2 separate regions of the Homo sapiens genome follow, and region 2 is linked to region 1. Evidence: chromatin loops called from intact Hi-C (ENCODE). Cell type or tissue: heart right ventricle. All regions are shown on one strand. Links, peaks and the distances in the headings refer to the core of each region. The heading gives the core; the rest is flanking DNA. Region 1 overlaps HEATR5B (HEAT repeat containing 5B). Region 2 overlaps STRN (striatin).

Region 1 (17,005 bases), core at 5,677-13,676:
CTGCTGAATATCTTTCCACAAGTCTCTTAGTGGCACTTTGAATGCAGCATGTAAAAATGTTCAAAATTAAAATCACGCTGTCTCACTTCTCATCTCCACTTACTTAGTTTCCTTTGTTTCCCCTATCATCCCCGTAAAGCAGTAGTATCACCTTCCTTCCATTCAAGTCAGAAGCTTCAACAATCAGCATTTAGAAATTTTTGATTCCTTGCTCTTTTTGTATCTCCCTTCACCCGCCCCCTAAAATAGCTAATTAGTTTCCATATCCTGGGATTTCTAACTACAAGTCTGTCTCAGATGCTTCTCCTTTTTTATTCCATTCCCAGTTTGATCCGTATCATCTCTGTTCTATGGTATTATAAAAGACACTTAACATATTACTTACTGTCTATATACATTTTTTCTTATACAGAAGTACTGGAACAGTTTTCCTAAAGCACAATTCTAATAATATGATCCCCCTGTCCAGAGGCCATGGAAACTCACAATTGCTTACAGAATGAAGTCTAAATTCATTTTCCATGGAATGTAAATTTTACCTTAATCTAATCCCAATTAACTTTCCTAATCACATCTCTTCCTCATGTAACTCTCCTATGTCTATACATACAAACCTCTTTGACACCTAAACATTCCCATTCCTCCTGCTAGAATTAATCTTTCCCTTGTCTGTTTTTAAGTGTCCCATATTACAGTCATAAAACATTCCCATGTGTTCATTCAATCTGTGTTTTCTTACTTGAGGGTAGGGACTAGATTTTTTTTTCCTATTCCTTTTTTTTTCTTTCTTTCTTTTGAGACAAAGTCTCGCCCTGTCGTGGCTGGAGTGCAGTGGTGCGATCTCGGCTCACTGCAACCTCTGGCTCCCTAGCGATTCTCCTGCCTCAGCCTCCCGAGCAGCTGGGATTACAGACACACGCCACCATGCCCACGCCCAGCTAATTTTTGTATTTTTAGTAGAGATGGGGTTTCACCATGTTGGTCAGGATGGTCTCAATCTCCTGACCTCGTGATCCGCCTGCCTTGGCCTCCCAAAGTGCTAGGATTACAGGTGTAAGCCACTGCGCCCAGCCTCTTTTTTTTTTTTTTTAAAGTCCCCTTTATAGCAGCAAGCATAACCCTTTTCCTGTGGTAAGCAGAAATTTTGTTGAAGAATTATTCAAGACTGAACTGCTTTGGGTGGAAAATTATTTCTGTTAACATTTTTGTTAAAGTACACGGTGGAAACATGTTAAGTAAATACTATTTTGTTTTCTACGTAGGAGTACAATAAAATCTATGCTTACCATTGATATAAAAAATAATACTGGCTGGGCACGGTGGCTCACACCTGTAATACCAGCACTTTGGGAGGCTGAGGCAGGCAGATCACGAGGTCAGGAGATCGAGACCATCCTGGCTAACACAGTGAAACCCCGTCTCTACTAAAAATACAAAAAAATTAGCCAAGTGTGGTGGCACGCGCCTGTAGTCCCAGCTACTTGGGAGGCTGAGGCAGGAGAATTTTTTGAACCCAGGAGGTGGAGCTTGCAGTGAGCCGAGATCACGCCACTCCGCTGCAGCCTGGGTGACAGAGCAAAACTCTGTCTCAAAATAATAATAATAATATCAAAGCATAGCATTGGGTAGTTTATTTTGTTTTGTTCTTTGGTTTTGTGTTTTATCTTCTAGGAAAAAAGTCATTTATTCCATTTTCTTATACAGCATTAATTTTTTTTACACAAAAGTTTTTGAATTCTCTTTGTCTAGGTATGTAGTACATGGATAGGAAGTGGAGTTGTCAGTGATCTCAATGATCTCCGTCGAGTACACAATCTTCTTGTTTCTTCTCTGGACAAAGTTCAGGCTGGAAAAGGATCTTCCAGCCAGCTGTACCGAGAGAGTGCCACGACCATGGAAAAACTGGCTGTTCTCAAAGCTTGGGCAGAGGTAACGACTAAACCACAATCTATTGTTTTTGACCCATTTCTTCATCCATGAGAAAATGTTCCTCTACTCTTGTTGGTAAAAAAATTTTTGTTTTTTAAAAACTAACCCTTGATATGGAATACTTTTTGAAAATTTGTTAATCAGTGTACTGAAAACCTCTATATTGAGGAAGGGCTCTCCTACATAATATGAGGAAATTAGGTAGGAAAAACTCAAAAATATAACAGAAAATATTTTATGCCAAAAATCTTTTATTTGATTAAATTTCAGGTGACTTGCCACCTTGATATTGAGGCCATAGGGGTTTTGTTTCTTTTTTTTAAAGGTAGGGTCTTGCTTTGTTGCCCAGCCTGGACTTGAACTTCTGGGCCCAAACAGTCCTCCTGCCGCAGCCATCCGCGTAGCTGGGACTGCAGGCACGCACCACAGTGCCCAGCTTGTTTTGTTTTTTAATAGCTAGTTTTACCTTTTTCATTCTCACAGTCACTTTAAAAAATATATAATTACATTGTTTTAAATTCATTTTTCTAAATTCCTTCTGCCAGTTACTATTGAATTCTTATCATCTGCCCTCCAGTATTGAAGTAACTAATTCCTTCCTCTACCAGCTCAGTATCTCACTTCCCTATTTTCGTGGTATTCAGCAACAGGTAACTGAAACCATAGAAAGTGAAACCACGTTTAAGGGAAGACTATTGGAGTTATAATTATTTTAAGCTTTTCCGCTAATCTAAGACTAAACTTTTCTCATTCCCTTACTTCCCACCCTCTGATTCATTCAACAAAGTGTTGTTTAGCTTCAGCTCTGTCAGGTTAGCAGTTGAGAATACGGGGGTGAGATATATTACGTTTGCTGAGCAAGACAAACTGGTAAACAAGTAGATGTACCAAAGGGTAAGGAGCATTATCACAGGAGAAATACAAAGTTACAAAGTGTTTTGGAACACATAGCAGAGGCAGTTACAATAGGCTGGAGGCTCAGAAGTAGCCTTTTTGGAGAAAGTGATGTTTACATTGAAACATGGAGGATAGGAGGAGGTATCAGTTAGGCATGAGAGTGAGGAGGAGACTGTGTGAAGCTCAGTGCTGTCTACTCTTCTTCTTTGTGTCTTCAGCACCTTCCTCTGTACATCCTCTAAAACTGCGCCCTAGGCCAGGCGTGGTGGCTCACACCTGTAATCCCAGCACTTTGGGAGGCCGAGGCAGGCGGATCACCTGAGGTCAGGAGTTCGAGACCAGCCTGGCCAATATGGTGAAACACTGTCTCTGCTAAAAATACAAAATTACCCTGGCATGGTGGTGCATGCCTGTAATCCCAGCTACTTGGGAGGCTGAGGCAGGAGAATCACTTGAACCCGGGAGGCAGAGATTGCAGTGAGCCAAGATCACGCCATTGCACTGCAGCCTGGGCAACAAGAGCGAGACTCTTGTCTCAAAAAAAAAAAATTTAATTAATTAAAAAACTGCACACATTATTTTCAGGAATATTTAAGGATATGCACAAAGGTTCTGCTACAAGGGTATTTGTTATGGTGTTATTATTCACAAAAAAGTGGAAATAACCTAAATGTATTTCTTGATCTTGAAAGATGATGATATTAAGTGACTAGAAAATTGGGGTAGAAATTATACACACACGCACGCACACATTAGGTAAAAAACTGAGCGTGTTTATATAACTGTTTAGACTGGTAACAGCATTGTATCTGAGTAGTAGCATTATGTGTAGTTTTAATTTTCTTCATTTTGCTTATGCTTCTGATTGTCCTTTTTTGTGTAATATCTATAAGAAAAATAAGCCTAAAAATTTATTTTAAAATAGGTCTGAAAGATATATTCTCATATATTGCAGGTAGCAATATAAAATATAGAACCTTTTTAGAAAGCATTTGGCAGTGTCTATTCAGAGTCATAAAAATATTTGTAAACACTGACCCAGTGATTCCATTTCTGGGCCTGTAGTCTAGTGAAAAATATCCAAAATATGGAAAAGAGGTAAGTTTACAAAAATGTTTACTTGCAACACTATTTATAATGTGAAGAAATGAATATCTTTTGTCTTCGAAAGCTGTATTTCATCTTTCTAGGATTCCCAATGCTAAGTAAAGAATTAGAAGTAAATATAAAATTTCAACTGTAGGAAAACTGGTAGATACATTGTGGGTCATCCACTGTAAGTCATTAAAATAATGGTTATGAAAACTGGTATTCACATGGGAAAACCCTATGACATGTTTATCAGTAAAACTAAATACAGAATCTCTGTACATCAAAATTATAACTTACAAAGATAGAATATGAAAACCCAGAAATTGAGGTTATGAGTCATTTTTAACTCTTATTTTTCCAACTTTTTATAGCATAATTATTAAAATAAAATTATAAGTCGAGGAAAAATGCATACATAGACCGTAAAGTCTTACAGTGACACCCTTGCTTCCCCATTGCCTGCAGAGTAAAAACTTCAGCTACTTCCAGCTTATAACCTGTGCTCCGTCTATATGAGAAATTTGCATACTTAGATTACCATGCAGTTTCCTGTTTTTGTGCTCTTGCTCTGGCTGTTCCCTCTGCCTGTAAGCTCCCTTTCCATCTCTGCCTATGAGCAAGTCAACTTTTGTCCTTAAAAACGGTCTCACCTTTCTCACACTCCCAAGGCTAAGATTCGTTTATCTGTGATGTTCCCTGAGATTCATTCACTCATTGCATAAACTGCCGAGTGTTCATTAGGTACCAGACACTGTCTGTGCACTGGGTAGAGTGTACTAGAAGATAAAGCATTAAAAAGATTATCTTTGTAGAAGATAAATAATTAAAGCCAAATCTTTAAAAGTTTCTTCTCTTAAGCACCTTTTTACTTCCCTCTCATTGTAATATTAGCCTGTGAATTCATGGAAAGCAAAAACTATGTATTATTTGTTTTTTTTTTTTGCTTCCAGTCCTAGAACAATAACAAATTCAAGGCAAAAGGTGCCTACCTAGTAAGGATTTGATGAATGAATGGCTGGATATACTTAAGAGTGCTTATTGTGACATTTTCTTAAAAATGTTAGTGGCTGGGCACTTGGGGAGGCTGAGAAGGATGGATCACCTGCGGTCAGGAGTTTGAGACCAGCCTGGCCAACGTGGAGAAACCCTGTCTCTACTAAAAATACAAAAATTAGTCAGGCTTGCTGGTGTGTGCCTGTAATCCCAGCTACCCTGGACCCTGAGACAGGAGAATCACTTGAACCCGGGAGGTGGAGATTGCAGTGAGCTGTGATCGCACCACTGCACTCCAGCCTGGGTTACAGATCGAGACTCCCATCTCAAAAAAAAAAACAGTGTAATAACAAATTTAGGGGGGAAACAAGCATGTACTCACTAGAAGATATGACAGTAATATATTCATAACTTGAGATCCAAAGTCCCTATTTTAGAATTTAGTCAATTGCTGTATATTTTCTCTGTGCTGTAAGTCTGCTTGGTGTGGGAATAGGGGTAAGACACAGTGCTTCTCATCAAGAAGCTTGCAGTGTACCTATACAGATACCATACTTAGGCTTTCTCGTTAGGTACAATGGATGTAACACTGTGGAGGGAAGACAGTTTTCTCGAGATTTTTATCTAGAGCAATTCTTTTCTTGCTTGCTGTCATTCCTTTCTTTTTTTGTTTTCTCATTAATACGTTATTCAGCTTTGTATGTGCCAGTAGCCAAAGCCTAAATGTATTACAAAACAAAGGAAAATAAATATGATTCAATAAAGAAGAATCTTTGAAATTATATTTTAGGAAAGTTGCTTTTATGTCTTTTTGGCTCACAAACTAGAGAGAAAGGATACAGGTAATGTATGTGACTAGCAGATTATATTAGCCAGGCTATCTGTTGTAAATGCTAGATTGCAAAATATCATTTAAGGTCTGTGTAAGAAGGAGTTTAGAAGGATATTTATGGAAATCCTTTCTGATGTCTCTTTTTGCCTCTCAGCTGCTTACTTTGAATGCCTGGTTGTCTAATAAGTCTAGGAAGGTGGAGGCAGAAACAGAGTTATACCCTGTGGCAAAAAAAAAAAAAAAAAAGTGGAGGCGGGGGGTGCTTTGTAAAGTAGAATGAGGGAAGCCAGAAAAAACTCTGAGAAGGCTACTCAAGGAACATGCCATCAGAGGAATAGTCAGAAGTCAGATCAGTTTTTTTAGAAAAATGTCTCCAAGGCAAATGGAATTATTCTTTTGTGTTTATCAGGAAATCATGGAGTTGTATATACTTTTTTTTTTCTTTTTTTGAGACAGGATCTCAAATCTGGTGCCCAGGCTGGAATGCAGTGGCACGATCATAGCTCACTGGAACCTTGAACTCCTGGGCTTAAGCGATCCTTCTGCCTTAGCCTCCCAAGTAGCTGGGGCTACAGGCATGTGCCACCATGCCTGGCTAGCATTTTTGTTATTTTTTGTAGAGATAGGGTCTTGCTATATTACCCAGGCTGGTCTTGACCTCCTGGCTTCAAGTGATTCCCAGCTTCTCAAAGTGCTGGGATTACAGGCATGAGCCACTGCACCTGATCAAAGTATATACTTTCTTCTTTTTTTTTTTTTTTTTTTTTTTTGAGACAGAGTCTCACTTTGTCACCAGGCTGGAGTGCAGCAGCGCGATCTCGGCTCACTGCAACCTCCGCCTCCCTGGTTCAAGCGATTCCCCTGCCTCAGCCTCTGGAGTAGCTAGGACTACAGGTGCCTGCCACCATGCCCGGCTAATTTTTGTATTTTTCGTAGAGACAGGGTTTCACTATGTTGGCCAGGATGGTCTCAATCTCTTGACCTCATGATCTACCCGCCTTGGCCTCCCAAAGTCCTGGGATTACAGGTGTGAGCCACCGCACCCAGCCAAAGTGTATACTTTCTAATATCTATACCCAGTTATCTTTGATGATTTAACTGTATTTTTATAATAACGTAAAATATCTTATTTTTTTATCTTATGCCTTACTATTTTGTCCTCATAAATATCATATTAGGTATATGTGGTCGCTATGAATATTAAAAAGGAAGCAGAGTCAAAACCAAAAAGAGCAATTAAAAATACTGACGATGATGATGACGACTGTGGTACCATCGATGAACTGCCACCAGATAGTTTAATAACACTGGTACAACCTGAACTACCAACACTCAGTCGCCTGTGGTTAGCAGCATTAAAAGATTATGCACTCTTGACTTTACCAGCCGAATTTTCTAGTCAGCTTCCTCCAGATGGTGAGTATTACATTCTGAGTTTTACTTTTATGGAGTTCAAAGTAGTAGTTAAACAAAATAGAGACGGTATAGACTAGCAACAACAGTTGCTATAGTAACAGTTTAAATTTCTGTGGCTTAAGTTTGATGTTGTCTCAGTTAGAATATGTACTCTATATTGAATTTGTAGATAGAAGATATAGAGCTTTTTTGTTGGCTGAAGCAAACATATTAGCAAGCACTGTTACAATAATAGCTGTATGAGCTAGGGTATTCTAAATAGCTATGGGTAACAAGTCATTATGCATAACCATAGATGTATATTGCTGTACTGTTCAATGTTTGTATTTTCATATTCTATTTCAGATTCCTAGTGTGCCAATAAATTATGTTCCTAAAGTGCTTTGCAAATTGTACTTTAGTTTTCTTATCAAAATCAGTGTAGAAATCGTCAACATTTTTTTCTGTTTAGAAAGTGTGTTATTAGTTCCTACTTGAAGAACCCATTCTCCTTCCTATATATTAATGATAAGAATAATGGAGTTCCCCCGCCCCCTTTTTTCCTTCCTTAATCCATCATAACAGCAAGGAGTGATGAGGAAGTCCTCAGTGTTAGTAGAGGAAACAACAGGAGGTGGAGAGGAATAGCAGAAGAAGAAAGAAACAGAGGGAAGAAACAGAGTTCCCTGGTTGTGATAGAAAGAGAAGATGATAGGGTTTTAGGAGCCACTGGCAACAATGAAGAGGTAAATTCTGTGACAACAGGGTAAGAAAAGGTAAGAATACTTAGTGACATCAGCAGTAGCAGAGGAAAGGCTGGAAAACTAGCATCAGTGAGGAAGAGACAGGTATTCCAGTTCATCAGCTACAGAAAAGGGGTTACTTTTGGTGGCTTTATAAAGAGGAGAAGCCCTTTGGCTAGATTTCTCTTTTGTATGTAACAGGTATTTTTGTTAGTGGTTCATAAATGAGCGAACATGTATAATAGTAATATTTTGGCCGGGTGCAGTGGCACATGCCTGTAATCCCAGCACTTTGGGAGGCTGAGGCGGGTGGATTGAGAGTTTGAGACCAGCCTGGCCAGCATGGTGAAACCCCATTTCTACTAAAAATACAAAAAATTAGCTGGGCATTGCGGCGCATGTCTGTAGTCCCAGCTTCTGAGGAGGCTGAGGCAGGAGAATTGCTTGAACCCAGCAGGAGGAGGTTGCAGTGAGCCAAGATCGCACCATTGCACTCCAGCCTGGGCGACAGAACGAGACTTGGTCTCAAAAAAAAAAAAAAAAAAAAAAAAGTAATGTTTTTAATTGATTTGATTGCTTTACAGGTGGAGCATTTTATACCCCTGAAACTATTGATACAGCTAGACTTCACTATCGGAATTCCTGGGCCCCAATTCTCCATGCGGTGGCACTTTGGTTAAATAGCACAGGATTTACGTGCTCAGAGTCTACAGAAGCAGCAGCAATATCTGGTTTACAAAAACGTTCTACATCTGTCAATTTAAACCAGGCATCAGGAGCAGTGGGTAGTGCTAAATCTTTGCCAGAAATTAACAAAGACAGAATGCATCTGATTTTAGGTAGGTCTGTCATATTAATATATTTCAAGATTATCACTTCTGAAAATTCATATCTTTCATTTTAAAGCTATGGAAAGATTTTGTACAGTATAGCACAGTTCAGAGAAGGAAAAGTGAAAGGATTTTTCACCTCACCTTATAAATTGTTAATTGAATTTTTAACCTAGAAATTAAATTATTAAAAACTACTGAAACTACTTAACTGTCATGCTCATTCACACAGCAATATCGAACAATTTTCAGTAAAAAAACGTAATATGTTTTTTATTCAACAACAGGTTTTCTTTTTACTTGGCACTTAACCAATTATCCCATTAAGAAAAAAATGTTTAAGAAGATTTCAGTGAATCCTAATGTAAAATTGCTTTATAAATGCTTTTTTGTTTCTTGTTTTTTTGTTTTTTGTTTGAGACAGAGTTTCACTCTTGTTGCCCAGGCTGGAGTGCAGTGGCGCAATCTCGGTTCACCGCAACCTCCGCCTCCTGGGTTCAAGCGATTCTCCTGCCTCAGCCTCCCAAGTAGCTGGGATTATGGGCATGCGCCACCACGCCCGGGTAATTTTGTATTTTTAGTAGAGGTGGGGTTTCTCCATGTTGGTCAGGCTGGTCTCGAACTCCTGACCTCAGGTGATCCACCCACCTCGGCTGGGTGCTGAGATTACAGGTATGAGCCACTGCACCCAGCTATAGATGCTTTTTTAACATTTAAGAATTTATACATGGTAATGAAGCTTTTAGTGATCTTATGTTTTCTGGGAGTGAAAAGGAACACAATAAGGTGTAATTATCGGATTCATCAGTAGATCTGGTAAGTGAAAATGTGAAAAACTTCCAAAACAATGACTTTACCCCTATGTAAATTAAAAGCAGTTGTTTACTATGATACCCATTGTGCCTCTATAACTTGCCATTTAAAAACTTTGTATGCATGAAAAATTATTTGGCTACCATTTAATGAAAAACAATTTTATAATGTTTGTAAATTTATTTTCTTAATGTATTATTTTAAAAGTCCTAGAAATAAAAACTTAATATCTTCATAATCAACCTGATGGCATGGGAATTCCTTCTTTCACACATAGCTAATTTGAATATTAACCTAATTGCAAAACTACAACCTTATGTTGAGTTTGGCTGTTTAACTTGGAAACCATTTTGAAGTCTACTTTAAGGTATTAATAAATACATGTTAAGGTAATCTGTAAAAACATAAATAGAGAAGAAATATGGGATCAAACAACATAAAGTGTTTTATAAGTGAAAAAACATGTTTTTATTTTGTGCATTTCAGGTGTGAGTATACAGTTTCTTTGTTCCCCTAGACCTGAGGAGCCCATTGAACATGTTACAGCATGCCTGCAGGCCTTACATACCTTGCTAGACTCCCCTTATGCTCGAGTCCATATTGCAGAAGATCAGGTACAGTGTATTGCTATGATAGATACTTGTGTGGTTTTTTTTTGAGTATTGCTTTACAATGGAAAAAAGGATGGATTTTTTTTCTGTATTGGATCCTATTTTAACATGATATGAATACACTGACTCCCTGTATTTATTCACCCAGTTACTTTTACTCTGTGCCTGGTCTGCCTCAAACGTGGTTTGAGGTTATAGATAGTGAAAGCAGTTTCACTGTGCCTGAATTAGGAGATAGGTACAGTGTGGTAAGTGCTATTTTAGTGCATGTAAAGCTGCAATTAGAATAGAGAGGAGGAGCCCGATGTTGTGATAGGAAAGCAAAGGATGGTTTCTCAGAGTGGGCAATGGTTGAATCAAATCTTCAAGAGGAATTAGTGAGGCAACACATGCGGGACGGGTTTTCCTCTCAGAAAGAATAGCAAATACGAACACTAGGAGGCATGAGAGAACACGGCAAGTTCAAGGGCATAGCCATTTACTATGGCCGATATGAATGGAACATGAGGTTGTTAGATGAGGCTGGACAACAAGGTGAAGACCAAATCATGAAGGTTTCTTGATGACATGTAAAAGAGTTTGAACCCTATCCTGAAAGTGATAGGGAATCATTAAAAATGTTTAAGTAGAGGAATGATGTAACTAACTTTATATTTCAGAAGGATCATTCTGTCAGCCCGTAGAGGTAGGTTGGTTTGTAAGAGATGGGAAGGGAGACAGGGAGGCCAGTTCTGAGGCTTTTTTCATAATTCCAGAGAAATGATAACACTAGCCTAGGAAGGCTGAATAAAGGAAGAAGAAAGAGGACCAAGATTGGAAGCTTGAGGATAAATAGCATTTAAAAATTGAGAAGAAGGAAATAAATCAACAGTGGAAACTGCTAGAGAAGTTTCAGGAGAACCAAAAGAGAACAGAGTTATCAAAGACAAGGGAGGAGTTTCAAGAAGGGTAGACAGAGTCTCAAAAGAAAGAATCGAGTAAATAAGCACAGAAATGAGTCTAGAGGAGGCTATTGGTGACCTCCCGCAGAGGATTGTTTGAGGTGACCAGTAGCCAGATAGTAGAAGATTGAGGAGTGAATAAGAGAGTAAAGGAAGTGGAAGCATCTAGGCTGGGAAAGGAAGGAGCCAGATACATAGAGGAGGACATAGGGTAGATAAAAGGATCTGGAGGCTTTGGGAATAGTGCAGGGGGGACATGTGATAAGAAAGACTTGAGCATTGTCATTATACTGACAAGAGTAGCCTAACTAGAGAGAGAAGTTGAAAACATACGAGATATGATCAGAGTCCTTGAAGAATCCCTAGGAAGTCAAATAGGTTAGGATAGGAGCACATAAGGAAAGATTAACCTCAGATTAAGCCTCACATAAGAGGCTGAACACATGATCTTAAGGAAAGAGGTAAAGGTGGCTTTGGTTGCAGTTAAGTCTTTTCCCCCTCTTTGAAATTTCATTTAGGTTCATTGGATGGATTTGGTATGGAAGATTGTGAGTAAGAAGCTTAAAGTGGGTGGCAAAAGTTTGTAGTAGTTGCTGAAGTGAATAGAAGAGGAACTCACCAGAGATTTCTACAATCTGTGGTAGGCAGAGGTTGTAGAAATTCTTGGATATTCAGCTCAGGTTAGAAATTATAAATTTTAGCAGCACTGGACTCTACAATACTATTTAGCTCAATTATTTCCTTCCAATAGGAGAATGATCATCTCTGAATATAAAGCACATTTAAATATGTAAATAATAAATCATTTGTTGCTTGAAAATACATAGGAGTAAAATGTGACCATTTCTCAAGATTTTTACAATGTTCTTATTTGTTACGTAGTCCTATATTTTAATTTTAGCTACCTGATTTCTTTTTTTACATAGGTATTTTCTCAGATTTTAACAATATAAAGTTATTCTTTGAGATTGAAATTACTTAACTGTATTTGTATTTATTTGTATTAGCTGATAGGTGTTGAGTTGCTGAGTGTTTTGCACCGCCTTCTATTGACCTGGAATCCATCATCTGTCCAGCTGTTGGTTACTGGAGTTGTACAACAGATAGTAAGAGCTGCTCAGGATTATTTGCAAGAGAAAAGAAACACTCTAAGTAAGCACTAGAAATTACACTAACTTGAAGTAAATCTTATTTTATACTCTAATTTTTAAAATATTAACGCCAGGACATATTTCTATAGTTCTTATTTTATTTTTTAGAGGCAGGGTCTCATTCGGTCACCCAAGCTGGAGCGCAATGATGTGATTATAGTTCAGTGTAGTCTGTAACTCCTGGGCTTAGGATCCTCCTGCCTTAGCCTTCTGAGTAGCTGAGACTATAGGCACACTCCACCAAGCCCAGCTAATTTTTTTTTTTTTTTTTTTTTTTTTTTTGCGGGCGGGACAGTCTTACTCTCAAGAGCCCAGGCTGGAGTGCAGTGGTGCAATCTCGGCTTACTGCAGCCTCAAACTCCCAGGATCAGGTGATCTTCCCACCTCAGCCTCCAGAGTACCTGGGTTTACAGACACACTCCACAATGCCCAGCTAATTTTTGTATTTTTAGTGGAGACAGGGTTTTGCCATGTTAGGCTGGTCTCGAACTCCTGAGCCCAAGTGATCCGTCCATCTCAGCATCCCAAAGTGCTGAGATTACACGTTTGAGCCACGGCACCTGGCCAGAAGTTATTAATTAAAAAAAGAATTAATCATACATTTAGAAGATTTGAAATTGATTTTATTTTCATTAGAAAGGACCAAATGAAATTGCTGAGAGTCGACTATTTTTCACCTTTTGTCAATTTCATCTGGTTCAACCTAACATGTGTTATTCCTATTACAAAATATATACCCAATAAAAATACCTGATAAAGATTTTCCAAGTGAAAAATGAACTGTCTGTTACCTTTAAGGACAGATCAATGCACAGAATTCTAGGGAGGCAGAGAATTATACAGAGAAGGACGTGTGACATTATTTGACATTTGCTTATAAATTCTTTTGAAGGAATTTCCTAAATATACTTGTGTTGTTTTACATACTTTTTTTTGGCTGGAAATTTCACCAAATTATCTTTTACCTCAGATGAAGATGATATGGAAAAAGAGGCCTGTACCGTATTGGGAGAAGGAGGTGACAGCGGTGGTCTCATTCCTGGAAAATCTCTTGTGTTTGCAACTATGGAGCTGCTGATGTTCATTTTAGTACGGCATATGCCACATCTCAGTACCAAGGTGTCAGACTCTCCAAGTCACATAGCCACTAAAACTCGACTATCAGAAGAAAGTGCTCGTTTGGTGGCAGCCACAGTTACCATACTCTCTGATTTACCATCCCTTTGTTCACCCGCTGGTACGGTATTGATCAGTATTTGGAAATGCATTATATTACAGTAGACAAAGATGAGCTTGCCTTTGATTTTAAGCACTGTTATAACCCAGTTTCCTCTTAAATCTCAAGTGAAAAATAAGAAGCTGGTCTTTTTTTAAGGTTTTGTCTACCTTTAGGAGCCTATGAAGATTAAAGATTCAAAAAGTCACAAACCTAAGGTGCTCTTTTCAGATGTGTTTCAAATAAGACATGGAACTACAGGTTGAGGAAAGACAGTGTCAGCAGATAGACATAAAGTGGAATAACTAAACTCTGTTTTCCAGTCTGGTTGCCACTCTTGAGTGACACTGAAAAACTCAAGGCCAGGTGCGGTGGCTCATGCCTATAATCCCAGCACTTTGGGAGGCTGAGGCAGGTGGATCACCTGAGCTCAGGAGTTCCTGACCAGCCTGACCAACATGGTGAAATGCCATCTCTACTAAAAATGCAAAAATATTAGCTGGGCCTGGTGGCGTATGCCCTGTAATCCCAGCTACTCAGGAAGCTGAGGCAGGAGAATCACTTGAACCCGGGAGGCAGAGGCTGCAGTGAGCCGAGATCACGCCATTGCACTGCAGCCTCAGCGACAGAGCAAGACTCTCAAAAAAAAAAAAGAAAGAAAAAGAAAAACTCTGAAGAATGTCAGAGGAGACTTTTTTTTTTTAAGCTCATCAGCTGTTGTTAATGTTAGTGTATTTTATGTGTGGCTCAAGACAATTCCTCTTCCAGTGAGGCTCAGGGAAGCCAAAAGATTAGACATTCCTGATCTGGAAGGTAAAAATGGTATCAGATAAAGAGATAAATTTCAGCTCAACTCACGGAAGACCTTTCTACCTCTTAGAGTTACCCTACATATGTGAAAATAATGAATTCTCCATATTTGGAGTTTTGCAAGCAGAGGCTACAATGGCTGCAGGTCAGAGTGGTGAAGGTATTTTTTCCTTTTGTGGGAGGTTGAATTTTCATGACCTAGAATTTTCAGTTACAAATTCTAGGATTATTTCATTTCTTCTTTCCTTGCCCCAGTAGTCCTTTTACTTTCCTGGTCTGATTAGGTTGACTTTAGTAGACTGAGGATTGATTACATGTTTTACAAGTGCTATAAAACTCATGAAGTTACTCAGATGCTTCCCACAGTATCTGGTGTGGTTTTTTCCTGTTTTTCTGTCTTCCTTTTTCGTTTTCATTACACAGGGCATGAAATATTAAATAGGTGAAGTATTAGAAGTAATAAAAATAAGGCTAGCTGGAAAAAGAAAGAAAATACCAATTCTGTCTTTGAAATAATATGACACTTTCTTATTTTCTTTTTCAAACATTGAATTATAGTAGTAGTAATACAGTAAATTTTGTATAAAGACAAGGAAAAAAACAATATTAAACCACAATCAAATGCAAAAAATACAAGCAATGAAAACAACTATAATATGGGAACTGAATAGTTATGAGGTGATCTGATTTGTTTTTCTTTCAGGATGTATGACAATCCTGCCCACAATTCTGTTCTTAATTGCAAGAATATTGAAAGACACAGCAATAAAGTCTGCAGATAATCAGGTTCCTCCACCAGTCAGTGCAGCTCTTCAAGGGATTAAAAGTATTGTGACACTTTCAATGGCCAAAACTGAGGCTGGCGTTCAAAAACAGTGGACAGCTCTGATTCGTAGCACGCTTGCTTGCATCCTGGAATATTCTCAACCAGGTAACCTATCAGTTTTAAACGTTTTAGTTAGTTAGGATATGTGTTCCCTAAGTAATGAATTAGTTGAATAAGCTTATCAGAAAACTGCTGTATAACAATGAATCATCTCAGAGAGGTATGTTAGTCATATCTTTCAGATGTGAACTTTAATACTCTTTTCTGGATTGTTGACTCTAAATGCCCTTGTGTTAATAGTTATAAACATGTTGGGGCCAGGCGTGGTGGCCCACGTCTGTAATCCCAGCATTTTGGGAGGCCAAGGTGGGCAGATACCTGAGGTCAGGAGTTTGAGACCAGCCTGATTAACACGGTGAAACCCCATCTCTACTAAAAATACAGAATTAGCCGGGTATGGTGGCACGTGCCTGTAATCCCAGCTACTTGGGAGGCTGAGGCAGGAGAATTGCTTGAACCCGGGAGGTGGAGGTTGCGGTGAGCCAAGATCACACCACTGCACTCCAGGCTCGGCAAAAAACAGAGTTTTTTGAAACTCTGTCTCAAAAAAAATATATATATAAATATACTGGGAGGTTTTTTGTTTTTTGGGGTTTTTGTTTGTTTGTTTTGTTTTTTTGAGACAAAGTCTCGCTCCGTCACCCAGACTGTAGTGCAGTGGCGTGATCTCAGCCCACTGCAACCTCCGCCTCCCGGGTTCAAGTGATTCTTCTGCCTCAGCCTCCTGAGTAGCTGGGATTACAGATGCCTGCCAACACACCCGGTTAATTTTTGCGTTTTTAATAAAGACGTGGTTTCACCGTGTTGGTCAGGCTGGTCTCAAACTCCTGATCTCATGATCTGCCTGCCTTGGCCTCCCAAAGTTGCTAGCATTACAGACGTGAGCTACCGCACCCGGCCGGGAGGTTTTAAATATATACATGTATATCTCTCTCCAGAATTTTTTTTTTTTGAGACAGGGTCTCACTGTGTTGCCCAGTCTGGAGTTCACTGGCACGATCTCAGCTCACTGCAACCTTTGCCTCCCAGATTCAAGTGATTCTCATGCCTCAGCCTCCCAAGTAGCTGGGACTACAGGTGTGCGCAACCGTGCCTGGCTAACGTGTGTATTTTTTGGTAGAGACGGGGTTTCACCATGTTGGCCAGGCTGATCTCAAACTCCTGACCTCAAGTGATCTGCCTGCCTCAGCCTCACAGGTTGCTGAGATTACAGGCATGAGCCACTGTGCCCGGCCTCTCTCCAGAATTTACATGTGTTAATATATTTATGTTTTCTTCAAGTTGTTGTTTTACAATAAAAATAATAAAACAGGAGAGAAAATTGAAGTACCTGTCACTACTCCATTGTACCCCCACATGGAACTACATGTTGATATTATGTTTTTTCGGGTGTTTTTGTTTTTTTGTTTTTTGAGATGGCGTCTCGCTCTGTTGCCAAGGCTGGAGTGCAGTGGCGCAATCTTGGCTCACCACAGCCTCCGCCTCCCAGGTCCCAGTTCAAGCAATTCTCCTGCCTCAGCCTCCTGAGTAGCTGGGATTACAGGCACGCACCACCACGCCCAGCTAATTTTTGTATTTTTAGTAGAGACGGGGTTTCACCATGTTGGCCAGCCTGGTCTTGAACTCCTGACCTCGTGATCCTCCTGCCTCGGCCTCCCAAAGTGCTGGGATTACGGGTGTGAGCCACCACACTCGGCCTGATATTATGTTTTTTCTTAGAAATATCTATCTATATAAATAAGTATGTTTTCTATATGAGTATGTGTCAGTTATATTAAATATATATTTATATATGTGTTATATAGAGAGTAAGATAACTATGAGCAATATATATTTCTGTTTTAAAATTTACATAAATAATGTCAT
Region 2 (17,005 bases), core at 6,106-14,105, 100 kb after region 1:
ATCTAGGCTATTTGTTAAAAACTGTTCTAAAACTATATTAACTGACTCAAAGGAGTGATTTTAATTAGTGTTGTATTTAAAAGTTTTCATAAGTTTTGGATATCAATTTAGGAGAATAGAAGCCTAGATGCAATATATTTTTTAAATGTTTGTAAGTAAACATGGCTGGCTGCAGTGGCTAATGCCTGTAATCCCACTTTGGGAGGCCAAGGTGGGAGGATTGCTTAAGGCTAGGAGTTTGAGACCAGTCTGGGCAATGTAGCAAGACCCTGTCTCTGCCAAAAAATTAAAAAATTAGCTGGGGATGGTGGCACATGTCTGTAGTCCTAGCTACTGGGGAGGCTGAGGTGAAAGGATCACTTGGGCTCAGGAGTTTGAGGTTAGGTTATAGTGTGCTAAGATAGTGCCACTGCACTCTAGCCTGAGTGACAGAGTGAGATCCTGTCTCTTAAAAAAAAAAATCATCAAGTTTATAAGTAAACAGCGCAGCTCAGTAGAAGGGGCTTGCGCTTTAAAAGCAGGTAGATGTAAGTTTGACTCTGCCCCAACATTTTAAATTTCCGTGATCCTACTTAATTTCTCTATGGTTACTCCATTCCTGATCTGTAAACTAGGAAATACTCTGGGAATACTTCCTAACTCAAATGTTTATTTTCTTAGTGTACAATACCTAGTTATTCTCAGTATGTAATAGTTAGTACCTAGTATCATTTCATGTATCTTTCCAACCATCCATTCATCTTATAAATATGATATATATAATGTTTTTCAGACCTAGTACCAAATCCAGTGAATAAGACAACAATGCCCTGTTGGATTTTTATAGGGAAGATAGACAGTTAAAGAAGTGATTACAATGACATATGACATGTATAATGGATAAATAATAAGTGCTATTGAGCGCAGTAGCACAAACCTAGTCAAGTGGTCAAGAAAGGCTTCTTGGAGGAAGTGATGTTTAATTTTGACATCTGAAGGACAAGTAGGAATTAACCAGGGCAAGTAAACTGACTATTTGTTGAATGGGAGGTGGGAGAAAGGCAGAGTATTAGCAGCAGAGCTTCTGAGGTAAGACTGGCACATTTGAGAAATGGGATACCTGGATAGTAGTGGGAGAGAGGGAAGGAATGTTTCCAGATGTAGATAGAGAGTTAGCTGGGGGGTAAAATAGTTACAAGGGCCTTGTGAAACATGTTAAGTAGTTCACGCTTAGGAATATAATAAGCATTTGAAGGATCTTAATTAGGGGTTTATGATGAGATTTACTCTTGGATTACGTGGGCTGTAGTGTGGAAGATGGATTAGAGAGGAGCAACGTTGGAGATGGGGCAACTGGTTAGAGGATTGTTGCAGAAACCTGGGCAAATGAGTAAGGTTTCCTTGACAAGGGTGTGTTCAGGAAATATTTAGGAAGTAAAATATGCAGGAACTAGTTCTTTTTATATATACATAAATTTGATTTTATGCTGATCTTCTCTGTATTATTCTAATTTTAGTATATGTGCTGCCAAGGCAAGCACAGGAACTACTTCTTGATTGGATGTAGGGGGTGAAAAAAGGATGAGTCAGAAGTGACTCCCACATTTGTAATTTAAACAACTAGACCAGAAGTAGATTTGGAAAATGGTGGGTTCACTTTTGGATTTATTTCTTAGGTAACCAAGTGAAGATGGCCAGTAGACAGTTGAGTATATGGGTCTTGAGCTTAAGCCAGAAGTATGGATGTGTTAGAGACATAAATTTGAGAGGCATCAACATATGGTACTGGTGGCACTCAAGGCCATTGGAGTTGAAACAGTCACCCAGGAGCTGTATGTGAGGTAAGATTACAAAAAATGGAGCCCTGAGGAATGACATTTAAAAGACTGGTAGAAGAACGGAAACGTGAAAAAGAGTCTGATACAGAGTACATTAACAGTAGGAGGAAAACCAGGAGACCAAGGAAACCAAGAGAAGAGAGGGCTTCCAGAAGGAAGGACTGTTCACCACTACTGGTTAATTCTCAGAGGGCTGAAGAATATCTGTAGGACTTTGTGACACATGGGACACTGAGAACTTAAGGAGAGAGGTGAGGGCAGAAATAAAGTGGGTATAGTTAGCTTTCAGGAAGCTTAGGTTGTGAAGGTGAAGGAGAGAGATTAGAGGGCAATAGCTGGAAGGACACATGGGGTCAAGGAAAGTGTGTGTGTGCGCGCGCGCACACTCTCACGCACACGTGTGATGTGTGTCTTAGAGGAGTAACCAATAAAAGGGAAAGAGTAGAGATACTCGAAATAGGAAGATAATCTGAAGAAGGTGGTAGGGACTGGATTCTGAGCATAGCTGGAGAATGGCAGGAGGAGCATGTCTTTTATCATTACCAGGAGAGAATGTAGGAAGTTAGGTTAACAGGTTTATAGATTTGGATTTCTGTTTGGTGGTGGGTATTTGAGGAAATGTCCACAAGTGATAGCTTTATATATGAGATAGGATTATCTGCTGAGAGTGGGTCAGATGTTTAAGAAAAGTAGAGAAGGTTTAAAATGCTAATGGTAAACAGGAAGACTAACTTTCTAGGGAATAGTAGGATCGAGAAAAGCTAAGGGTCCAGTTGAGGTGTGTGATCATGAGTGTATGTAGAGGCACTAGGCTGCACATTTGGTAGTCTGGGTAAAGTAAAAGAGAATGCAGATAGTTAATAGTTGAATTCACGGAGAGAAAAAGGGACAAAAAAATTTGACAAAGGAATGATTGAAGTGATAAGCCATGAACTAAAACTACAGAGGGAAGGAAGTGAAGACACAAGGAGGCTGGCTAATGGGTGAATTAAAAGTAAGGGGGTAGATTCTGGTCTAGAGCAGGTCAGCAAACTTTTTCTGTAAAGGGCCGGATAGTAAATATTTTGGGTTTTGCAGGCTGTTTGTTGCAGCTACTCAACTTTGCCACTGTCACATGCAAGCATTCATAGAAGGTACATAAATGAATGGATGTGTCTGTACTATAAAAACAGGTGATAGGCTGGATTTGACATGCAGGCAGTAGTGTGCTGGCCCCTGGCTAGAGGTCCCAGCTAAATTAAAGAACTAGCAAATTTAGGGAAAAAAGAAAGAAAAAAGAACTAATGAATTGGGAGTAATTGAGCCTGACTGGTCTGCTCAGACAATCAGTTTGCATCTATCATAGTTGTTCATGATGATAAGACCTAAGATATGACAGCTAGAGAGGGTGGTGGCTGTGGAGAGGCAGAAGTGGATCTCCTACATGCATATTGATTTCACTCAAGATGATGTAGAAGTTTGGTGGCAGAAACATGTGAGCCAGATTTGGAGGGTTATCTAGGGATTTATAGATGATGGTGATAAGTACTAGGAGGTGGCAGAAAGGGTATATTCAAATAGCATAACCATTAAAGAAGCAGGGATTTTTTTTTGCATTCTTTGTTCTTTTATCTATTTACCATATTTTCCTAAAACTGATAACCAGACATTTTCTGAAACATTTTTCACAAAAATTTGCTTTTCCTTTCTAATTTTTTTTTGTCCCACGTCCAGACCTTCATATTTCTACTGTAGGAGAGTATTATCTCAGGCTATGTTAAAATGTATTTATTTTTGATATTTCAGTCTCTCCTATTTAATATTAGAAGCCAGGTAGTTATTTAAAGTTGAATATATCCAGTGTGATAAATTCTGTCTTTTAATTGAGAAATTTAGACCATTTGCACTTATGATTATTGATATGGTTAGGTTAATGCTACTACCTTTGTAATTCATTTTGTTCAGTCTGTTCTTGTTTCTTTTCCTTCTTTTTCAGGCTTCTTTTGAATTATCAAATATTTTTTAGGATTCAATTTTATCTCTTTTGCTGACTTATTAGCAGTAATTCTTAGTAATTGCTTTAGGGCTTACAAGGCACATCTTTAACTTATTACAGTCTGTCTTCAAGTGATAATACACCACTTCATGGATAGTACAATAACCTTATAATAGTGTACTTCCGTTTCTCCTCTTCCCAGTCTTTGTGCTATTGTTGTCATGCATTTTACTTCTATGTATGTGATAAACCACACACTCCATTGTTATTTTTTTCCAGCAGTCTTTTGTCTTTTAAAGATATTTAAATACTAATATGAAAAAAAATTCCCAATACTCATTATTCCTTTGTGTAGATCTGTGTTTCCATATTATTTTCCTTCAACCTTAAAGTCTTCCGCTCACGTGTCTTGTAATATGGAATGCAAGTAATGAATTTTTGCAGCTTATGTATGTCTGAAAAAGTCTTTTTTTTTTTTTTTTTTTGAGACAAAGTCTCGCTCTTGTCCCCCAGGCTGGAGTGTGACGCCACGATCTCGGCTCACTGCAGCCTCCGCCTCCCAGGTTCAAGCGATTCTCCTGCCTCAGCCCCCTGAGTAGCTGGGATTACAGGCGCCTGCCACCACACCTGGATAATTTTTGTATTTTTAGTAGAAATGGGGTTTTACCATGTTGGCCAGGCTGGTCTAGAACTCCTGACCTCAGGTGATCTGCCCACCTTGGCCTCCCAAAGTGCTGGGATTACAGGCGTGAGCCACTGCGCCCGGCCTGAAAAAGTCTTTATTTTGCTCATAGGCATTATTTCTGATGAGATATCTCCTGTTGCCCTTATTTTTGTTCCTCTGTGTATAATGTGACCTTTTTCTCTGGCTGCTTTTAAGATTTTCTCTTTATCATTGGTTCTAAATGATTTTATTATGATATGCCCTGGTGTAGTTAGCCCTCTCTACATATTTCTTATGCTTGGGATTTATTGAGTTCCTTGGATCTATGGGTTTATAGTTTTCATGGAATTTGGCACTTTTCAGCCATTATTTCTTCAAATACTGTTTTTGTTCCTCCCTGTGCTATGATCTGGAAACTCTCTCTAGGTGGTGTCTGGGATAATCATGAGGCTTACCTGTTTGCTTTCCCCTTCTCTCAGTTATTACTGTCCTTTGTTGCATGGTGTCCAGTGTTTTGAAAACCATTGTTTATCGTCTGTTTTGTTTTATAGTTGGTTCAGCAGGACGGTAAATCTAGTGTCTGTTACCCTAATTTGACAGGAAATAGCAGTCAAATACTTTCGATATTACCGAGAAATTCAACTATTATCTATATTAAAATCCTCACTTTTATATAATGTCACTTTTTGAACTTGACAAGGCAAGAATGAATGTGATAGTTAATGACTGCTTACTAACCATGGAAAGAACTGCGAGCTTAGCCTGAGTAAGGAAATATAAGAGCTATTTGACTTTGGGTTTCTTTTTTTAACCTGAATTTTTTTTTTTTTTTTTTTTGAGATGAAGTCTCTAGCTCTGTTGCCCAGGCTGCAGTGCAGTGGTGCAATCTCGATTCACTGCAACCTTCGCCTCCTTGGTTCAAATGATTCTCCTGTCTCAGCCTCCCTAGTAGCTGGGATTACACGCATGCGCCACCTTGCCCAGCTATTTTTTTTTCTGGGGTGTTTGGGGGTGGGGATAGAGGCTTGCTCTGTCGCCCAGGCTGGAGTGTAGTGATGTGATCTTGGCTCACTGCAACCTCTGCCTCCCAGGTTCATGTGATTCTCCTGCCTCAGCCTCCTGAGTAGTTGGGATTACAGGCACGAGCCACCGCACCCAGCCTCCAACTAACTTTTGTATTTTTAGTAGAGATGAAGTTTCACCATATTGGCCAGGCTGGTCTCAAACTCCTGGGTTTGAGTGATCCGCCCACCACGGCCTCCCAAAGTGCTGGTATTACAGGCATGAGCCACTGCGGCCCAGCCATAACCTCAGATGTTACTTAGAGGGTCAGATTTTATCTCAGTGTAAGAATACACTTTTTTTTAAGAGGATAGGGTACATTCTTATTTGATTCTTATTAAGATATAATTTACATATCATAAAAGTCACCCTTTTTAGTGTTTTCACAAATCTCTCCCTCCGTACGCTAATCCCCTGGCAACCAGTAGTCTGTTTTCCATTTCTGTAGTTTTGCCTTTTCTAGAAAGTCATATGAATTCCAGAATCTTACAGATTGTAGCCTTTCGATTCTGGCTTATTCACTTAGAATAATGCATTTGAGATTTATGTATGTTTGTATCAGTAATTCATTCCTTGTTCTTCTTGAGTAGTATTCCATTGATTTGCTGTATCACACTTTTTTGTAATGTCACTGGCTGCCAAAATAGGCAGAAGTAGTTGAGTATATTTGAGGATGGCATAGAAAGGATTTAGCCCTATTCTGATGGGAGATTTAATGACCTCAGAACTTCATTTAACATCTGAAGTCTTGAAATGGCAATGTAAATGTTTTTACTTGGCAAGTACAGGTTATTCACTTGACTTAAGAAGGGGGTATATTGGAACATACTATGTTACCTGCACAGATCCTGAATTTGCGGTCAGTGGAAACAAGATGTATTTGTTTTCCCTTAGTTTGGGGGCAGCGTTTTTGCTCCCTTCTTTTTTTATTTTTTATTTTTTTTAATTTATTTTCTCTTTGAAGTTATCACAGAGTAATTAGCTTCTTTTTGGAGTTAATTTAATTCCCCTTATTTTCTACCTGCCTTTCCAGTCTGTTTCTTTGGTATATCACAGAACTAAGCCTAGTTATTTTAGAGTTCTTTTAGAAGAAAAACAAACTTGGAAGATTTAATGCTTATTTTTATTCATGTATTTCTCTAATTTCTTATTGTAGTGATAGCATGTGAAGGAAAATGCTGGGGCTCTGGAGTGAAACAGAAATTCAACACTTACAATTGTGTTTCTAACTAAAAAACCTGAAAATTGCCTTCCAAAACTCAAGCTTTCTTATCTTTAAAATGAGGCTAAGTACCTATCTTTGAGGTTGTAAGGAATAAAAGAGATAATGTATGTGTTTTTAACACAGTATGTAGTAAATACTTAATTTCTTTCTTTTTTTTTTTGAGACAGAGTCTTGCTCTGTCACCCACGCTGGAGTGCAGTGGCATCATCTCGGCTCACTGCAACCTCCGCCTCTCAGGTTCAAGCGATTCTTCTGCCTCAGCCTCCTGAGTAGCTGGGAAACAGGCATGTGCCACCACGCCTGGCTAAGGTTTTGTATTTTTAGTAGAGACAGGATTTCACCGCGTTAGCCAGGCTGGTGTCTGTCTCCTGACCTTGTGATCCGCCCACCTTGGCCTCCCAAAGTGCTGGGATTACAGGTGTGAGCCACTGTGCCTGTCCCGTAAATACTTAATTTCAAATGTCACCAAATAAATTTTTCCAGTCCCTATTGTATCTCCACTTGAATAAGATCCTATAAAGATCAGCAGTTTTTTAGAGTTTGATCAAGGGCTGAGGAAAGTATGCACTTTTTTTGTACTGTTAATGTAGAACCATAGTATAGCTTGGAGATTGTACAGTCCAGACTTACCATAGGGAAAGCTCTTTTTATTTTATCACCTTCTAAAAAGGATTCTGGTTTTACCTAGTGATGAATTTAAGCGTTAAAATGCTTAGGAGGTTTTCATTCAAAGAATGTCATTAAAAGAATACTTGAGGGTTTTTTTTTGTTTTTTTTGTTTTTTGAGATGGAGTCTTGCTCTGTCGCCCACGCTGGAGTGCAATGGCGCAATCATCTCGGCTCACTGCAACCTCCGCTTCTTGGGTTCAAGGGGTTGTCCTGCCTCAGCCTCCCGAGTAGTTGGGATTATAGGCACCCACCACCACTAATTTTTGTATTTTTAGTAGATATGGGGTTTTTTGCCATGTTGGTCAGGCTGGTCTCAAACTCCTGACCTCAAGTGATCCACCCGCTTCGGCCTCCCAAGGTGCTGGGATTACAGGTGTGAGCCACCACGCCTGGCCTACCTGAAGTTTTTAAATGTAATAGCTAATGAAGGAAACAGGTTTGGATTGAGGTTGTTATATATCTGCTCTTTACCAAATTGGCTCTTCTACCATCATTCCTCAGTATTTTGTTCTAGTTCTTTTTTTAAAAAAATTATTTATTTGTTACTCATTCATTCATTCATTCATTCATTCATTGTTTTGAGACAGAGCCTCCCTCTGTTGCCTAGGCTGGAGTACAGTGGCACGATCACAGCTCACTGCAGCCTCGTCTTCCCAGGCTAAGGTGATTCTCCCACCTAAGCCTCCCTAGTAGCTGGGACCACAGCTGCGTGCCACTATGCCCAGATAATTTTTTTTGTAGAGACAGGGTTTACTCCATGTTGCCCAGGCTGGTCTCAAACTCCTGGGTTCTAGAGATCCACCTGCCTTGGCCTCCCAAATTGCTGGGATTATAGGCGTGAGCCACCATGCCCAGTTATTATTTATTTTTAATTTTTAATTTCTGTGGGTACATGGTGTATATATTTATGGGGTACATGAGATGTTTTGATAGAGGCATGCAATGTGTACTAGTCACATCATGGAAAATGGGGTATCCATCCCCTGAAGCATTTATCCTTTGTGTTACAAATAATCCAGTTATACCCTTAGTTATTTTTAAATGTTCAATTATTGTTATTATTGGCTTGTTCTAGTTCTGATGTGCTACTTTATAATACTTTTATTTGGCTCTCATTGTGTGACTTGATGGGATAAGTCTTTGTTCTGGAGAAAAATTCTTAGTCTAGTTAAAGACAGGGAAAATGTATTTATTTTAGTTCTGCTACTCTTAGGGAAATCCAGTAGCAATAATTTATATTAGAGTTTTGTTATAGAAATTACAGTTAAAAAACAGAACTTACATTATCCTAACACATACCTTACAGTTGCAGTTTTACATATTCTTAATCTTATAAATGTTTATTGGACGTTATTAATGAATTAAGATGCCCTCTAATACGTAAAACAAGTCAGTTTTATTATGACTTAATGTTTTCTAGATGAAGGTAATGAAACAGAAGTGCAGCCACAACAAAACAGCCAGTTAATGTGGAAACAAGGTCGACAACTACTCAGACAGTAAGTGTCTCATGGTGAAACTTATAAATGGCTGAAGACAAGAAACAGTTTTATGAAGTTATTTTTACTGTGTATTTTCAAGTCAGATGAATATTTTATCTCATACAGATGCTGTGAAAAAGCTTAATTGAATTACTGTTCCTTTTTCATATTAAATACTTTTTCTGTGTGGTAGAACTTACGTAGTTAAAAGAATTTTATAACTTTAAAGTTATTCTTTTCATTGCATATTTTATGTATGAATATATAACATTTTAATATATGTGCAATTGGCCAGGCGCAGTAGCTCACACCTGTAATCCCAGCACTTTGGGAGGTCAAGGTGGATGGATCACTTGAAGTCAGGAGTTTGAGACCAGCCTCACCAACATGGTGAAACTCCATCTCTACTAAAAACACAAAATTAGCCGGGCGTGGTGGCACATGCCTGTAATCCCAGCTTCTTGGGAGGCTGAGGCAGGAGAATTGCTTGAACCCGGGAGGTGGAGTTTGCAGTGAGCCGAGATCGCGCCATTGCACTCCAGCCTGGGCAACAAGAGCGAAACTTCATCTCAAAAAAAAAAAAAAAAAGTGCAATTGGTGTTTACATGCAATTTTGTTATGTTTTAAAACTTTTAAATAATTGGAGAACTTTTTGAATTCTCCAAATTTGCAAATATTGCCTAACATATATTTCATTCATTCATTCATTCATTCATTCAGTCATTCATTTGAGATGGAGTCTCACTCTGTCGCTCAGGCTGGAGTCCAGTGGCACAATCTTGGCTTACAGCAACTGCTGCCTCCTGGGCTCAAGTGATTCTCTTGCGTCAGCCTCCCGGGTAGCTGGGACTACAGGTGTGTGCCTCTATGCCTGTCTCATTTTTTTGTATTTTTGTAGAGATGGGTTTTTGCCATGTTGGCCAGGCTGATCTCGAACTCCTGACTTCGAGTGATCTCCCCACCTCGGCCTCCCAAAGTGCTGGGATTACAGGTGTGAGCCACCATGCCCGGTCAACTTTCTTCCATAAAATATTAATATGTATTTGAGACAATAAAGAGTAAACAATGATGGGTTGAGGTTCTGATATCAAGAGGTAGACTAGACTCACCAGCTCAGTGCCTGGTTCTTGAATACCACCTTTGAAACTCATATTCAGATTTGTGCCTCAGTAAAATGAAATGTACTACCTGGTTTTTTGGAGGTTGATTATAAGTTGTTTAAACCCAAGGTTTCCAAAGTGGATGTATAGCAGCTATTACTTTTGACTACGGAAAGAGAATCTTAAAATGTCTTTGCATATGTATTTTTTGATCTAGATAGTTACAAGAAAATGAGATATTTTCTGATATTTAATAAGTAAATTTTTACTAATGCCCACACTTTGATCTTAAATATGATTTATACATCTTCCTTTTTAAAATAGATGTGTTCTTAGAATGTTAATCTTTTTTTAAACAAAAAATGATTTCATAATGAGCTATCCAAGAGATATTTTCAAAAACTTCAAAGGACCCATAATCAACTCTTCTGAGTAAAGGTGTCATTTTATCAATGAATGAGGAAGTAACTGTTGAGTAAAACCAGCTTTTCTATGGCAAGAGCAGTTTTGAAACAGGTATTTGTAATGTGATTTTGTTGCCAAAGTGAGGTATGTCTCAAATATTATTTGTTAAAAATGGAAAAATATAACATCTTTAAAGCCGTTTTCAAGAACTTTAAATTTAGGAAAGTTGGGAATTTATTATCCAAATTTTAATCGAGACCTTTCTATAAATATTGGATGGGATTGAAAAATGAGCATCTTGATTTGGTAAGATACACTTACTCCCTTTGATCACATATATTTCTGAGATAACTCTTTCAGCTATAATAACTAAGACCAAATCTTGTTAATAAACTGAACTTAAACTGGTTATCTCGTCAACCTTTGTTTTCTTCTTTCATCCAGTAGACTCGGTGCCTACTTATAAGTTAATGTCCGATGTTTGTCTGTCGTTTTTATTAATGGCATTTACCTTTTTCATGGTCTTCCCACTGCCACTTTTGGTCTGTTCTGGTCAACTTTGGTGTTAGTAGGTATTGAGTCCTTTCTATATGCCAGGTACAATATTAGGTGTGTCTGTTTTAAAGGATAGAAAACTGAGGTTCAGGAGAATTAAAGTTATGCAAGTAAGTGGCAGAAACAGGACCTAGATCTAGCTCTCAATACAAAGCCTTTGCTCTTTTTTTGTGTTGCTGCCTTTCAGTAACATACACACACATGTGTACACACACCCCCTACATTCTACAATTTAATTGCAGTCTATTTTTATTTTAAAGTTGTCTCAGGATAGGAGCTTCAATTCTGTAGAGTGACTCGAGAAATAACTACCTTGTGTGTAATGAAGGAGACGATATATGCTAGGAACATTCTGTCTAGATCACAAACAGTTGATCCATGACAAATTTAAAAAAACTACCGGAATAACTATTATAAAATACTGATTTGGTAGTCTAGCTCCAATCCAGCCTAAAGAAAAGAATGTGCTATTAGATATATTAAAGACCAGCTTCTTCTTATGGTAAATGTAATGAATGGTGTATTGTATAGTTCTCTCATTTTTCTCAGTGACTGTAGAGGCTGGTACTGCAAGAGACAGCTCCATCTGCAGCTGGAAGATTATTTATTAACAAGTCTTACTAGCATAGTACTGTACTGTTAAGTCTTATGCAGGCAATGAGTTTAAATAAATACTTTTATTTACATATTAAATTATAGAATACTGATTCCAGTATGACTGAACTCTAAGGATTCTCTTCACACAGGTATCTACAGGAGGTGGGTTATACAGATACTATTCTAGATGTGAAATCTAAACGAGTGCGAGCTTTGTTGGGCTTTTCAAGTGATGTCACGGACAGGGAAGATGACAAAAATCAGGACTCAGTTGTAAATGGCACAGAGGCTGAAGTTAAAGAGACAGCAATGATTGCGTAAGTATTTTGTCTGGAAAGTGTTTTAGCTATTATTAGTTCTTATTAAATATTTTTGGTTTTATGGACATTACTTGTACTTTTAGGTAGTGACATAGAAATAATTTATAACTTAATAAAAATTCTAACATTTTATTTGGTTAGAAGGTAACAAGGATTGGAGTTATTTATGACTATTTTAATTCAAGAATATTATTTGTGATATTTATTTAATACAGATATTTAATAGATTTTAGTATATTGACTTAATCAGTAAATAAAACTTCAGAAAAGATTTTATTTGGAAATTCAGTACAAATCTGTAAGAATGACGTTTCATGATTGGTGATCCAGAAGTCGTAAAAATACCTCAAATTCTGTAGAAGTAACACTGTTTTTTAACCACTTTTGTTTATCTATTAATGTTGTAATTTATCTTTGATATAAAATATCTATTTTAAGTAGCTATTTTGAAGTGACAGCGTAAGTGTGAACAATTCAGTAGCTATTTGAAATATTTTGTTTTCCATTTTGGATTATGTATCATACAATTACATATGATTCTACTTAAAATAATCATAAACAGTTCAATAAAGAGATTCTTATTTATTGGGAAAAAATTTCCGTGATTGTTAATTGAATAAAAAGCCAAAAATTCTGTGAATGTTTAAGTATGACTTTTATTTTGACACTTGTTTAGGAAGGAAGAATGGTTTTAATTGAACTCTATAAATTTTCTAGCAAGAAGATAGTTCCTGCTATTTGGAATATAAATTAAAATTATGGGATTAGGTAAAGGTTCACTGTAGGACTTTTATAAGCAAAGTTCCTTGGAGCCTTAAAATGTATTCATTAATAATTAAGAATACATTTCCAACTTTGTAGGCTGTATTAAAAACATACATTAACTTATATTTGTAAATGTAAGGCATGTTATTTCTCTATAGATATAGACTGTGTGGACATTATCTTTAGTTCTGTTTTTATGTTCTGGGTTTAATGTAAGTCATCAAGTTAACTTAGATAGTATAAATGTTTTTTTTTTTTTTTTTTGAGGCGGAGTCTCGCTCTGTCACCCAGGCTGGAGTGCAGTGGCGCCATCTCAGCTCACTGCAAACTCTGCCTCCTGGGTTCACGCCATTCTCCTGCCTCAGCCTCCCGAGTAGCTGAGACTACAGGCGCGTGCCACCGCACCCAGCTAATTTTTTGTATTTTTAGTAGAGATGCGGTTTCACCATGTTGGCCAGGATGGTCTCCATCTCTTGACCTCATGATCCACCCGCCTTGGCCTCCTGAAGTACTGGGATTACCGGCATGAGCCCCCACGCCTGGCCAATAGTATAAATGTTTTTAAGAACTATAATGCATACTTTAATAACCTTCAGTAAAGACTTTGAGGGAAGACCACTCTTGTGTGTTTTGGCCTTGATTTGTCTTTTAAGAATGACAAAGATACTGTTGCTAATCTGTCCGATTTCAGTAGGGATAAAGAGTTAGGGGAGGGTAATACCAAACACAAAGCTGTAAGTAGATTTGAAATTTAAAATAGATCTCTTTTGAAAATTTTGTCCATAGTAGTTTCTACAATTTTTTTTTTTTTTCAGGAAAATGCTCTCTGTCTAAAAGATTACCTAATGAACTGGAGATAAATCTTTCTGTTCTGGCCATTGGAATCTTTACTAAATTTATTTATTTATTTATTTATTTATTTAGAGACAGAGTCTCACTCTGTCACCTGGGCTGGAGTGCAGTGGCACGATCTCAGCTTACTGCAACCTCTGCCTCCCGGGTTCAAGCGATTCTGCTGCCTAAGCCTCCCGAGTAGCCGAGACTACAGGCATGCGCCACTACACCCAGCTAATTTTTGTATTTTTAGTAGAGATGGAGTTTCACCATGTTGGCTGGCCAGGATGGTCTCAATCTCTTGACCTCGTGATCCGCCTGCCTCAGCCTCCCAAAGTGCTGGGATTACAGGTGTGAGCCACTGCGTCCAGCCAGTCTTTACTAAATTTATTTTGAGGGAACTAAATTCAAGTCATATATTTGAAAATTCAACTATTTCTAAGAGATTAATGGCTTATTAATCAACAGGGTCGAGTCTAGTAGCAATGTTAATTTGACTAGTGTATTGCTGTTAGTAACTTTATGTACACATTTTCTCTTTTACTTTAGCTGTTAAGCAGAAATACAAGATTGCATCAGAGAAAAATGACATACTTGTTATTTTCTTAGTTGTGTAAACTTATGTAAGAGGTCAAAGGGAGAGTTGTAGAGAGAATAAGAGTAGAGAAAAACGGCGGTAGAGATAATAAAAATATTTTTAAAATGAAATACATTAAGGTTGGTGTAAGGATCAAAATAATAATAAATCAGGAAGGGGAGTTTTTTACATTAGATTACCACTAATCTAAATAGATACGAGTGGCTCACGCCTATAATCCCAGCACTTTGGGAGGCTGAGGCTGAGGCGGGCGAATCACTTGGGCTCAGGAATTAGAGGCCAGTTTGGGCAACATAGTGGAACCCCATCTCTACTGAAAATACAAAAATTAGCAGGGTGTGGTGGCTCACTCCTGTAATCCCAGCTGCTTGGGAGGCTGAAACTGGAGAATTGCATGAACCTGGGAGGCGGAGACTGGAGTGAGTTAGATCATGCTACTGCACTCTACCGTGGGTGACAGAGCCCGGAGACTTTGTCTCCAGGTAGATAGGTAGGTAGGTAGGCAGGCAAGTAGATAGATAGGATTACAAAGTACTTAAAGAGTATCCACTTCTTGTATTGCTTTTTAAATTTGTGAGAGTGTAATTGATAAGAATCAATGTAGATAATGTGATTTGGGATTTATAGTTACCATATAAATAGAAGTTGATGTAACATATCATGGGTTACTTCTTATGTCGAAGTTAAAAAGATTAACTAAGCAGGATATACATGTTTTACACCAGAAAATCTGAGTTAACAGATTCTGCCTCCGTGCTGGATAATTTCAAATTCCTTGAAAGTGCAGCTGCAGATTTCAGTGATGAAGATGAAGATGATGATGTTGATGGAAGAGAGAAAAGCGTCATTGATACTTCAACAGTGAGTTAGATAACTCATACAATATAAATATTTTTAGGGACTATAATACATACTGTATAATGCATAAAAGAATCCATGTTCTTTAATCTTAACCCGTAGCTTTTTCTTTTTCATGAATTTGGAGACATTTATGAGAGTTTGTAATACTGATTTCAAGTTGAGAATATTTTTAATATAGTAGCTTTCTCTTGAAATTCCTCACTGTTTGACTTTTTGTTCATTCATTGAACAGGACAACTTTTCTATGGGGCAGATGAATATAGTAAATATTGTGTGTTATAACAATGCAGGGTTATTGGTTGTTACAAGAGAATAGAATTGACAGACACATCATGGTGCCTGATGGCAGCTAGCATCAGCTCTAATATATGCAGTTTTTGTCTCTTGTCAGGATTGTTTTGGTAGGCAAACTTTCAGAACTCTTCCATTAGAGTTCTTCAAAATTGTTTAGGGTTCTTCTCAAGTTTTGTTCAGATGTTGATAAGCTTATTGACTTTCCCATGGCAGGTTCTTGGAATGAGAGATGTCTCGAAGTAGCCACTTCTTTCTCTTCCCTTCTCCATTTTCTTCTCTTCTTCCCTCTTTCCCCCTTTTCCTCTCTCTTCGCTTTTCTCCCCTCTTCCCCTTCTCCCTTCTCTCTCTCCTTCCTTCTTCCTCCTACTCCTTTTCCTTCTTTTTAAAGTAAGATATGAGGACATGTTTCACTTTGTCTAGGAAAATGTTTGCATTTTCTCTTTCACATTAATTTATGAATAGAGAGGAGGAAAGTAAAGTAATATAAAGCAGATCGGACCTCTAACTAAAAGACTTGGGTTTAAGCTCCAGTTCTGCCACTATTTGTGTTTCTTAATGCTTCAGGCTTAGTTTTTTCATTTGTAAAATGAGGATTGTTATAAATAGCCATCTTAACCTTGGAGGATTTTGTGAGGAACAAAGAGACACTATGTGCGAAAATGATCTGTTTAACTATAAAGTGCTTTCTAAGTGTAACCTCTGTGTGTTTTATGCCTTCTGCTTCTGAGGCTCCATCAGAGACTCAAATTATTACTACCAGATTATTGTTTTCCATCACGACTATTCAATAGTACTCTACTGGTAAAGCCCTGCCTTGGAAATTATTTGAAATTCAAGTAGTAACTTCCAATTTTTCTTATCCAAAGAAGTAGTAATAGCCTGTGTCTTAATTTACCATAGTAAAAGGAAAAGCCTAAATTTCAATGACACTTTTTCTGTGTCCTGATCATCTGGAAATTGGGTAGTCCCTTGTGATTTCTGTGGGATGCTGGCATTGAGATATTATTTTTCCATCAAAATACTTTATTCATAGCTCAGTATTAAATAATGCCTTGAATCATGATGCTATGTTTCTGTTAGTGATATCAATTTAAATATTTAAAATATTTATAAACTAATTATTAAAACTGTTACATATGATCTTACTAGAAATTCCTAAACCATAGACTGTTGTCTTTTTAAGTAAACAACATAATAAATATACTGTCTTCTAATTAGTGCAGATCATAGCAGTTCTGTGCTGCGTGCAGTGGCTTGTGCCTGTAACCCCAGCTACTCAGGAGGCTGAAGTGGGAGGATCACTTGAGGCCAGGAGTTTGGGACCAGCCTAGGCAACATAGCAAGACCCCATATCTAAAAAAAAAATTTTTTTTTAATTAGCCATGTGTGATACTGCATGGGAGGCTGAGGAAGGAGGATCGCTTGAGCCCAGGAATTTGATGTTGCAGTGAGCCATGATCATGCTACTGCACTCAAAAATTTTTTTAGTTTTGGCTGGGTACGGTGGCTCACACCTGTAATCCCAGCACTTTGGGAGGCCGAGACGGATGGATCACTAGGTCAGGAGATCAAGACCATCCTGGCTAACGCGGTGAAACCCTGTCTCTACTAAAAATACAAAAAAAATTAGCTGGGTATGGTGGCGAGTGCCTGTAGTCCCAGCTACTCGGGAGGCTGAGGCAGGAGAATGGCGTGAACCCAGGAGGCAGAGCTTGCAGTGAGCTGAGATTGCGCCACTGCACTCCAGCCTGGGTGACAGAGCGAGACTGTCTCAAAAAAAAAA

Evidence for each region. Hi-C counts contacts between places; a loop is a spot of excess contacts. Peaks named below come from ENCODE experiments on the same cell type or tissue, not always from the same donor. Only the 100,000 strongest peaks of a DNase experiment are listed, where the experiment ranks them.
Region 2: a loop joins it to region 1, with 2.0 times the contacts of the local background. A loop is called at or near these places in 7 of 110 quality-filtered maps.

Annotation. Positions count from the first base shown.
Region 1 is chr2:36,998,765-37,015,769 of GRCh38, reverse strand. HEATR5B (HEAT repeat containing 5B) reads left to right here. Exons shown (of 36, transcript NM_019024.3): 27 at 1,750-1,929; 28 at 6,922-7,159; 29 at 8,466-8,720; 30 at 10,011-10,138; 31 at 12,084-12,228; 32 at 13,198-13,464; 33 at 14,957-15,184. Among named protein-coding and RNA genes, the nearest start is that of STRN, 41 kb to the right of the region's middle. RefSeq lists a silencer at 12,680-12,846. In heart right ventricle, for the core only: a CTCF peak has its summit at 10,578; no DNase peak of the experiment used is centred there; H3K27ac peaks cover 5,638 bases.
Region 2 is chr2:36,897,446-36,914,450 of GRCh38, reverse strand. It overlaps STRN (striatin), which reads left to right. Exons shown (of 18, transcript NM_003162.4): 4 at 8,833-8,911; 5 at 11,700-11,867; 6 at 14,793-14,928. Among named protein-coding and RNA genes, the nearest start is that of STRN, 61 kb to the left of the region's middle. In heart right ventricle, for the core only: no CTCF peak of the experiment used is centred there; no DNase peak of the experiment used is centred there; H3K27ac peaks cover 398 bases.